Regions from separate parts of the Homo sapiens genome. Here region 2 is linked to region 1. The links are chromatin loops, found by intact Hi-C in ENCODE. Cell type or tissue: left ventricle myocardium inferior. All regions are shown on one strand. Each heading gives the region's core, and the rest is flanking DNA. Links, peaks and the distances in the headings are about the cores only. Region 1 overlaps RYR2 (ryanodine receptor 2). Region 2 overlaps RYR2 (ryanodine receptor 2).

Region 1 (5,389 bases), core at 219-5,218:
AACATTTTCTTATTTTTTCAAAATTTTATTTATTGTTTTGAGACAGAGTCTCGCTCTGTCACCCAGGCTGGAGTGCAATGGTGTGATCTTGGTTCACTGCAACCTCCGCCTCCTGGGTTCAAGCGATTCTCCTGCCTCAGCCTCCTGAGTAGCTGGGATTACAGGCACTCGCCCACCACGCCCGGCTAATTTTTTTTTTGTATTTTTAGTATAGACGGGGTTTCACCATGTTGGCCAGGCTGGTCTCAAACTCCTGACTTCAGGTGATCCACCGGCCTCGGCCTCCCGAAGTGCCGGGATTACAGGCATGAGCCACAGCGCCTAGCCAACAAAACCATTTTAGATAGCATATAATAAATTTATTAGTAATTCCAAATTCTGTGATCTCACTTAATAGAAACCACACATTCTACTAGTAGGCCAATTAATTAGCCTTAAGGCATTGCCTTTACACAGGAGTCAAAAGATTATGGGAGACATTAATCATCTTAAAATTCCAGAAAGGAAGGTAGAGGGCATTTATTTTCCGCTAAGGGGTTTAGAACAGAGATACGTAACTTAAGTATAGCTTACTAAGAGCCAGTTGTTTTGATTTTTATTTTACTTCATTTAAATGTGCTTCTTCAATTAATAGCAGTAAATACTCATCAATATGTATGATCTGTGATAGTATTCTAGATAATATATATAGTTAAATTATTTGATGTTATTTAGAATCCAAACCTAATGACACAGATAAAGCAGATGTGTTTTTCAGTATCCTTCCGAATCCCAAATCCGTGGGCAAGGTAACACCTGTTTGGAGTTTCTCTAAAAATTACCTTTCTCTGCCTTTAAAAAATATCTTGAATGCGGCCAGGCGTGGTGGCTCATGCCTGTAATCCCAGCATTTTGGGAGGCCGAGGTGGGCGGATCACGAGGTCAGGAGATCAAGACCATCCTGGCTAACATGGTGAAACCTCCGTCTCTGCTAAAAGTACAAAAAAAAAAAAAGAAGGCCGGGTGCGGTGGCTCAAGTCTGTAATCACAGCACTTTGGGAGGCCGAGGTGGGTGGATCACGAGGTCAGGAGATCGAGACTATCGTGGCTAACATGGTGAAACCCCGTCTCTACTAAAAATACAAAAAATATTAGCCAGGCATGGTGGCGGGAGCCTGTAGTCCCAGCTACTCGGGAGGCTGAGGCAGGCGTGAACCCGGGAGGTGGAGCTTGCAGTGAGCAGAGATCGCGCCACTGCACTCCAGCCTGGGCAACAGAGTGGGACTCCATCTAAAAAACAAACAAAAATATCTTGAATGCTTTTGAGTGACTCCTTCTAACTTGTCACAATGGTGATGTTCAGTGATTAAAATGTGGAATCCTGAGGGAGTTCATTGCATGTCACAAATCAGTACTTCTACTCCCCTCAGCACTAAGCATTGAATACTGCTTTTTTTTGAAGGGGTGAGGGGGAAGAAGCTGTTTTAAATTGCAGATGTATTTGGATTTCTTTTTTATGTAACTCACATTTCTTATTTTCCAAAAACTCTGGAAACGAGTTGCATATTTCCACTGATGTCAAAACTGATGATCCTCACAAAGAAGCACAAATATGATATAAAACTATAAAACAAAAATATTGATAGCAAGACTTTGACCAGATTCCAGAAGAATGTATTTGTTACATCTCTGTCACTTTTTTTCCTCACTGCATTTCTAATAGTTTAATAAAAAATCTCTTATGAAGAAAAGATTGCCTTTCTCTTGCGTCAAACATTCTCATAACTTTTCATTCTATCTTGAAGTTTTCCTTTTTTCTTCTAAACTTTGAAGAAACAGAATCCTTTTGATGTCTTTGAGTATTTGCCATTGATTAGAGCACTTGGAAAGGAATTTTGCTTGGAAATAAATGTCTTTTCCCTGCATTCTAAATATTTCCTTTGCATAAATGCATTTCATTTCTTCTTTTCTTGACCTTGACATAGTTGCTGGCAGAGTACAGCAAGGAACTCTATGAATTTTGAGTTCCTTGGCTTCTACTGATTTCCTTTTCTTATCCTGGACATTCAGGGCTGGCTTGGAGAGACCCGGATTAGAAATCTAGAGAAGAAAAGAGATTTTTTGGCTGTCGCAGTTCTATCAGGCACAAAGTCAAGAATATTAATGAATTCATTATTTATAACCCCTTTGTTGGACCCACCGTACTATACATGAGTGAGAAACAGCGGCAAGGAGCTCATAGTGCAGCCTCTGAGATTCCCGTGTGGGAGAGGTAGGCCTGGGAATATTGAGCAGTGGTGGCAAGTCCAGGAGAACAAGGGGCAGAATCCAGGGCAGGTGGCCGAGACAGGAAGGGATCGGGAGGGCCCAGAGCACTAGAAAGGCAGGTGCTGGGGTGACAGAGTTAAGGAAATCAATACTGACCACCAATATAGACACTGCCCACCAATGTAGACTCTGACCCTGACCCAGAGGCGGGTCCATACTCCTGTACTGAAGTAGGGGAGAGCGAGTGAGCAGGGCTGTCAGAAGTGTTCTTGTGGGAGAGAAAGATGACAAAGCATCTTTGCTTCTCCTTGAGGCTGCCAAGAAAAGCCAGGAGTTTGAAGAGGTTTTAGCTGTAAGTTTCCAAACATCATGCTGTCTTCAATTGAATCTTTCCTTGGCATCTAGAAAGGTGGCTGAAGAATAGTGGGAGGAAACCTGGGCTAGAATTTTGCTTTCTGTAGGAATTACCTGAACCGCAGTTTCTTCATAGGTAAAGTGAGGAATCTTAAGAATAGGATGATGTGTGTACAAGTGGCTCACACAGTGCCTGGCACCTATTAGGGCATCACTAAATGTTTATTCACTGACCTGTGAATAGGTATGTTAGGATTTTTCCAAACTCTTTTAGGTCTTTTATTACTGAATTCATGATCATAAACATATTTTCTTATAATTTTCCTAATGTTTACTTTTACTAGAAAAGTTGAACGTGCTCATTGTATACATTTTATAAAATGTAAAATACAGAAAATACAGAAAATGCAGAAAAATAAACTTCAATTCTGAAAGTATTTAATTTAAAGTGAAAATTAAATGACCCAATATCTCGGCACTTAGCAATAACCAGTCGCTCGTGTTGCCCAAACTGGAGTGCAATGATGTGATCTCGGTTCACCACAACATCCGCCTCCCACGTTCAAGTGATTCTCCTGCCTCAGCCTCCTGAGTAGCTGGGATTACAGGTGTGTATCACCATGCCTGGCTAATTTTGTATGTTTAGTAGAGACGGGGTTTCTCCATGTTTGTCAGGCTGGTCTCAAACTCCTGACCTCAGGTGATCCACCCACCTTGGCCTCCCAAAGTGCTGGGATTACAGGTGTGAGCCACCACGCCTGAGCCACCACACCAGGCCTCCTTCAATCTTTTCTATACATTCATTAGGAAGTGTTCTCTATTTGCCTTTAGCACATATGTATGCATATATTGAAGGAGTGTGGATTAGTGGTTAACAAGTATCATATTTGGCATCAAATTGGCATAGGCTCTAGTCTGGTCATTGTATACCCTTGGGTTAGCTATTTGTCCCCTTTTGACCTGTTTCCTCATCAGTAAAAGGAGGTAATACTGCCCACTTCATTGTGCAGAAATGAGGAATAAATGAGAATATATGTATAGGGCTTAAGAAATTACCCGGGAAGTAATGAGCACTCAACCGACGTTAACATTGCTTATTATTGTTGAATTGTGAATATTAATGACAAAAACAATTATATGAGAAAGGTGCTTTATAATTTCAGTGTTAAAATAGCCAATGATCTTAGCATGTCTTGTCCGGCATGTTGTAAAACATTTGGGTATTGAAGAGTTCCTGAAAGAAATTCATGCGACCTTTTAAGGACATCGTAGCAGTGCTTTGCTTTTTATAAGAAATCATTAATTACAAATGTCAAGTTAATGGCAGCTTAAGAAACAACTGAGTATATTGTGGTCTAGGAAGTGTCCTTTTGGTAGGCTTTTCATGTTCTAGTAACAAATTATCTTCAGAAGCATTTTTAACTACAATAAATATATTGAGACAAAATTTAAAAAAATTTTGGAGTCGGATAACTTGGGTAGAACATGGAAACATACTTGTCTGGCTCTATAATAATAAAATTGCCTTCTATGTTTTATGGTATACCTTGTGCTTTTCAAAGTGTTTTCATTTGCATTATCTTATTCACTTCTCCACAAAATTCTAATAGCTAGCTAGATATTAAAATGACAATCTCTAATTTAAAATTTTTCTTCTATGTCTTTGAAAATTTTCTAGGTTTTACTTTTCATAATTGCTTATTGACTCCACTTAGAATTTATTTGGGGAGTTAGCTTCATTTTTTCCATATTGATAGTGATTTATTGTTGTTCATTTTTAACCTGATTATTTTATATGTCAGCTCTGACATATATCAAATTGTCCTACACTTATGGATCTCATTTGATCTTTGCAAGTCTGGGCCAGTATCACATTATTTTAATAACTATGGCTTTACAATAAGTCTTGATGAGAAGTACTCTACCTTGCTTTCATTTTTAAGATGTTCCTAACTATTCCGGGCACTTTGCATTTTGACACAAACTTAAGAATCAGCTTGTCAAAGTCTGTAAGATACACAGTCAGTATTTTAATTGGAATGGCATTGAATTTATGTATCAATTTGGGAGCAGTTCATAACTTTATAATATCGAGCCTTTCTATCCATAAACATGGTATAGCTCTACATTTATTTTGTTCCTGTTTAAAGTAACTGATAAAGTTTTATAATTATATTAAAAAATTCTTATGCATCTTTTGCTATTTATATTCTTAAGTGTGTCATTTTTTTCTTGCTGTTGTGAATGGAATCTTTAAAAACATATATGTTCTGTTTGTTCCTGAAATATATTAAGTAAAGTGATTTTTAAAAATATACTGGTCTTATATTTAGCTACCTTGCTGAATTGTCATTCAGATAATTTACCGAAAGATTCCATAGCCAATCATATTGTCTGTGAATAATGTCTTTTGTAATCCTCATACCTTTTTTATTGTCGTTTCATTGCACTAGCTCATACCTTCAGCACAGGGTTCAACAGAAGTGGTAAAAAGCAGGCATTAACTATGATATTTGCTATAGGATTTCAATACACTGTATCAAGTTAAATTCCCATTCATCTCAATTTACTGAGTTTTCATAAATTGGTGTAAATTTTATTAAGTACTTTTCTACTTTCACCGAACTTAATTTTCTGTGTCTTAATATCTTAATTGTATATTTCTTAATTATGTAATCATGTAATATTCAGATATTGAGGCAAAGACTTTTCCAGATGAAAAAGACCTAACAGTTTTTATCACAATGAGGAAAAGGAACCAATATGATTAATTAAGCAAATTACTGAA
Region 2 (5,389 bases), core at 92-5,091, 64 kb after region 1:
ACTTTAATGAATTCCAAAGGATATGGCAGATGTTAATACATTCATTCTTCCTAAAATAGCCCAAAAAAGTAGGCTTAACTCTAGTATTTTTCCATCTCTAAAATGCAAAGTGAGAACGGTCGCTTTCTCATCTTCTGTGCTGATCTCCCTCTTCCACTCTACTTTTTTCTCCTTTACCAAAAATTTGAGTGACTTTACTTGAGGCTGCCCTTCCTTAGTCTAAATTTTAATTACCTATTCATGATATAGCCAACCTTCTCTTTCTCACCTCACCATTGCATCCCACTCCTCCATTCAAACCAATTTGCTTGGCATTTTCTGTAAATTTGTTTTTCATGTGGTTTTGTTGTCATTGACACTATTCAGGGTGCATACGATAAGTCTAGAGTCTATTCACTTTAGCTGTAGCCTACTATCTAAAGATATTTGGGAAATCACAGGACTGTACTTTGTCTTTTAATGCAGTGATTTGATATCATTGTAGGAGACAATATAGTCTTGAGGCTAGGAGCATAGATTTTGGAATTGTGTGGGCCCAGATTTGTCTCATTCGACCACCTGCGCATCCATGAGCAAATGGCTTACTCTTACAATGGCTCTTTCTGCTCATCTGTAGGGTAACCATAATAATAGTAATAGTAATTAACTCATAGAGCTCTTCATTTCTTAGCCATTGACCGTCGCTTCTGTGCCAGATGCTGTGCTATATGATAGGTATAAGTTGATAAATAAAACTAACATGAACCTCCCTTTGCTATTTCATTGAGATAATGCATAGTACCTGGGAGTAGATGCTTAATGATACACCTAGGAAGGAGGTAGTTCTAGAATGTAATCAATGGTAGCTTCTTTCCCTTTTAAAGGTATAGAAAGTATCATTCATTCTTTATTCTCCAAATAGAGGACTGAATATCTACTATGTGCTGGGTACCAGGGATGCGGTATGAACGAGGTCGGCAGAGTCTTTCTTCATGCAGTGTGCGTGCTTCTGTTCCAGAAGACAGTGAGCAAGGAAACAGTTGAGTAAACTAAGCAGTTATAGAGTGTGATGCATGTTATGAAGGAACTGGAGAGATAATGGTGGGAAGGAAGGTAGGGTGAGAAGGAGAGGAGAGGGCTAATAAGGTAAGACCTTAAAAATGGGACAGAGCAGGTTTTGCAAAGATCTGGAGGAAGAACAAGCAAAGACCTTGAGGTAGAAAAGGGCTTTGTGGCCAGGCACAGTAGCTCACGCCTGTAATCCCAGCACTTTGGGAGGCCAAGGCGGGCAGATCACCTGAGGTCAAGAGTTCGAGACCAGCCTGGCCAACATGGTGAAACCCTGTCTCTACTAAAAATACAAAAAAAGATTAGCCAGGTGTGGTGGCAGGTGCCTGTAATCCCAGCTACTCGAGAGGCTGAGGCAGGAGAATCCCTTGAACCCAGGAGGTCGAGGTTGCAGTGAGCCGAGATCGTGCCATTGCACTCCAGCCTGGGTGACAAAAGTAAGACTCCATCTAAAAAAAAAAAAAAAAAGAAAGAAAAAGAAAAAAAGAAAAGGGCTTTGCACATCTGAGGAGCAAAATAGCGGTATGTGTGGTTGGATTGTAGCAAGCAGAGTGGAGAATGACGTGAGAAGGTGTTATAGATGGAGGAGGAAGTAGATCATGCAATATGTCTGATGGACTGTGAGAAGCTGACTTCCTCTATGGCCAGAGTGATGTCAGGGCAGGTAACAGGACTACAGGCAGTCAGGAGGAGGAAGTCATCAGGATGCTGCCTGGGAATCTGGCATTCATTACTGTTTGCTTGACAGTGCCACTTATCAAGATAAGGAACTATGGGGGATGGCAAAATTTGGGGTAATAGACCTATTAAAATGTGATCATTATTGGTGGCTATTCATGAAATAAAGGCATATCTATATATTCTTTTATGTACCTCTTGGTTTCTGTGACATTTAAGAAAAGTGTTCAAGACTTTCTTTGAAGATGGCTCAAGTTTTTATTTTTGCTGCTTCTTAGTTGGCAGGAACTAAAAGTCCAGGTCACTAAAGATTGCTGATGGCTTGTGAGGACAGCCCTGAGTGAGACTGAATCAGTTGGTTGACAACAGACTGTGACAGAATGCTAAGGCGTTAATTTAGAGTTTATTGGTGCAGTATACCTGCTCAGCACTGATGGATTTCCTGATTTAGTGTATTAAAGATGAAAAAGTAAAGTTCCTTTCTGATAGAAGTGTTTATTTCTACTAAACTGGGACTAGAAAAGCATTGATGAAAGTTTATATATTCAGAGCAACATTCTGCCTTCTGCCTTCTGCTTGGCCAGCTGCCATCTCTGACTGATGGAAATAAAGTGAGGGCTCTGACATCATCTTGATGGTGTCTGGTATTTGGGTGTTTCTGTCCAGCTCCCTTTGGCTGACATTACCAAGGCACACTGTTAATACTGGCCTCACAGGCCATAATCTCTTATGTGTCATTTTGTATTTAAACTTTTGCATAAGAGTCATCAGCACAGAACAACAGATTACTTCTGTAGCTATATTATTTTTGAGATAGAAAAGATACTACTGGACCAGGCATGGTAGCTCACACCTGTAATCCCAGCACTTTGGGAGGCCAAGGCGGGAGGATCACCTGAAGTCAGGAGTTCAACACCAGTCTGGCTAACATGATGAAACTCTCTCTCTACTACAAATACAAAAATTAGCCAGGCATGGTGCTGTGCGCCTGTAATCTCAGCTACTCAGGAGGCTGAGACAGGAGAATCGCTTGAACCTAGGAGGCAGAGGTTGCAGTGAGTGAGTCACACCACTGCACTCCAGCCTGGGCAACAGAGTGAGACTCCAGCCTGGGCAACAGAGCTCTAGACCATTTAAAAAAAAAAAAAAAAAAGAGAGACTACCGTCACCTTGTATAAAACCACACACACAGCATAAATAGTTAAGCCTACTAATGAAATATCCTGTCATTTCCTCTACTTAATAGAAGGCTACAGATAGGCTTATACAGTAAACATGTGAAAGGTACAGTTGACTTCTCTGCTTGAATTTGCACATGGGGGGAATTCGTTCTCTTCTTTTGCCCTTTTCACAGAACCGTAAAATGTGAGGACTGAAGGCACCTTGGAGGATGCCCAGTTCATCCACTGGTGGGGAACTGAAGACTAGACAGTTACACGGTAGTTCAAATGCAATCATATCACTGCAATTAAAACTATGAGAAGACTAGATTATTCTGTAATATCACCACATTAGGAATATGAATCACTGTCAAATAGCAGATGCACATCATATGGATATGATTGATGTGATCACATCACTTCTTTTAGAGTCTGTGGATGACTGGTCACTGTGTATTGGTTTTTAGTTCATGCATACAAGGCAAAGTGTGTAGTGTTGTTACCTTCTTGTTCCCCAGTGATCCAAGATTTACAAAAAATGAATAAGTGGAAATTGGCTAACAGATGAAAGTACATCAAAGAAACAAAAAGTGATAACATTGGGAACTGGAATTCCAATTGAACATAAAGGAGTTCTAAAAGGATGACCTGGCTATGGAAGGATGACAGTCCTGCCCTTTGACTGCCTGTAAATACGCACCCAGAGGAACTTAGTGAAAGTGAGCTTATTGACGTGTGCAAGGAAAATGGTTCTGACCCATAGGATGTAGGTGTTCCAGAGTAAATGACACCAGGTGAAAAACTTCACATTAAAGAACCCTCAGAGATATTTCAGCACGTTGAAAGCACAAAGGAGAAAATTCCCGAAGGTGATTCAAATGTAGGAGCATGACAATTTGTCCAGGGATAGCAAAGATGCTTATTCCACTGGGACAGTTATATTGTGGGATGAGTGAAGGCAGGTCACAAGTGTTTTACAAAGGAATAAAACACTTTGATGGGGTGCCGTGGGTCACACCTGTAATCCCAGCACTTTGGGAGACCAAGGTGGGCAGATCGCTTAAGTCCAGGAGTTCTAGACCAGCCTGGGCAACATGGTGAGACCCTGTCTCTACAAAAATAAAATAAAATAAATAAAACACGTTAATTCTCAATGTTTCCAGTCTTCTAAATTATAGTGTACTAAGTACATTTAGTTTTATTATTTAGAAAATGTTGTCTATACATTTATAAATCATAGGGAGTTTGTCATGTTTGGACAAAAATTCTTAAAGGTCATGGAACAATGATAAACAATGTGAATTTTCCCAAAGCTTGTCTGAAGACATTTTTATGGTCCTGTACTAGCATGCAAACTGAGGACTGCCTGTATTTTAAATGAATAAATATAGACTGAGTGAAAGTCCAAAAATATTGGCTTCTTTTATTTGGAATTATCTCAGCTTATTCTGTTAACTACTTATTTGCTTTAACAAAAACAAAAAAATAGCATAGATAACATTTTATTTGTCTGTATGACATAAATGTCAAAAGCAATGATGGGATAAATGAGATCAACTTGTAAGCACTTATCACCATGCCTGCAACATAACTGGAACTTGATAAATGCAACGCATATCTAGAATTTGATCATTTCTCTCTACTTCCACTGCTACCATTCTGTTTTGAGCCACCATCTCCCTCCCTGAATGGTTGCAGTGACCCCCCTTGGGTAACTGCTTCTTCCTTGCCTTTCTACACTCTACATTTAGTACATGACCCAGTGGCTGCCCATTTCCCCCAGTAAAATCCAAAGGTCTTACACTGACATCAAGGCTTTCCATGGTCTGGGCCCATTATCTCTGACCTCATCTCCCACCCACTTCCCCTAGCCTAGTCTGCTCTAGCTGTGAATTTTCTGACGATGCTAAGTCCATGCTTTCCTGCCTAGAGGGCTTTCACCAGCTTTCCCTCTCCCTGGATTGCTCCCCCTCCACTGGTGCTCACTCCACCGGGACGGTTATATTGTGGGACGAGTGAAGGCAGGTCACAAGTGTTTTACAAAGAAATAAAACACTTTGGTGGGGTGCCGTGGGTCACACCTGTAATCCCAGCACTTTGGGAGGCCGAGGTGGGCAGATCACTTAAGCCCAGGAGTTCTAGACCAGCCTGGGCAACATGGCGAGACCCTGTCTCCACATCGTCATTTGATCAATTTCTCATTCCTCCTTAAAGTCTTTGCTCAAAAGTCACCCCCTCAATGAGGCCCTGGCAATTCTGTTCAAAACCTCAACTTCCCCCAGGCTAGTAGCATCTCCGATCCCCTTATACTATTCTTTTTTTTCTTTCCATAGAACTTTTCACCTTCTAAGATTTTCAGATTTTTAGTTTATTTTTTAAAATTTGTCCTCTTCTCTTGCTAGAATGCAAGCCTAATGAGTTCGGGGATCTTTTGTTTATTAGGCAATTTAGCTCTTATAATATTTCCTAGCATGTATTGCATCTGAGTGAATATCTTTTAAATG

What was found. A loop is a pair of places that touch in the nucleus more often than their neighbours do. Peaks named below come from ENCODE experiments on the same cell type or tissue, not always from the same donor. Only the 100,000 strongest peaks of a DNase experiment are listed, where the experiment ranks them.
Region 2: a loop joins it to region 1, with 5 times the contacts of the local background. A loop is called at or near these places in 1 of 110 quality-filtered maps.

The regions. Positions count from the first base shown.
Region 1 is chr1:237,192,188-237,197,576 of GRCh38, forward strand. The region is part of intron 1 of RYR2 (ryanodine receptor 2); the gene reads left to right. Among named protein-coding and RNA genes, the nearest start is that of RYR2, 150 kb to the left of the region's middle. In left ventricle myocardium inferior, for the core only: no CTCF peak of the experiment used is centred there; no DNase peak of the experiment used is centred there; H3K4me3 peaks cover 1,612 bases; H3K27ac peaks cover 1,974 bases.
Region 2 is chr1:237,256,670-237,262,058 of GRCh38, forward strand. All of the region lies in intron 1 of RYR2 (ryanodine receptor 2), which reads left to right. Among named protein-coding and RNA genes, the nearest start is that of MIR4428, 210 kb to the right of the region's middle. In left ventricle myocardium inferior, for the core only: no CTCF peak of the experiment used is centred there; a DNase peak (open chromatin) is centred at 2,322; H3K4me3 peaks cover 1,097 bases; H3K27ac peaks cover 4,766 bases.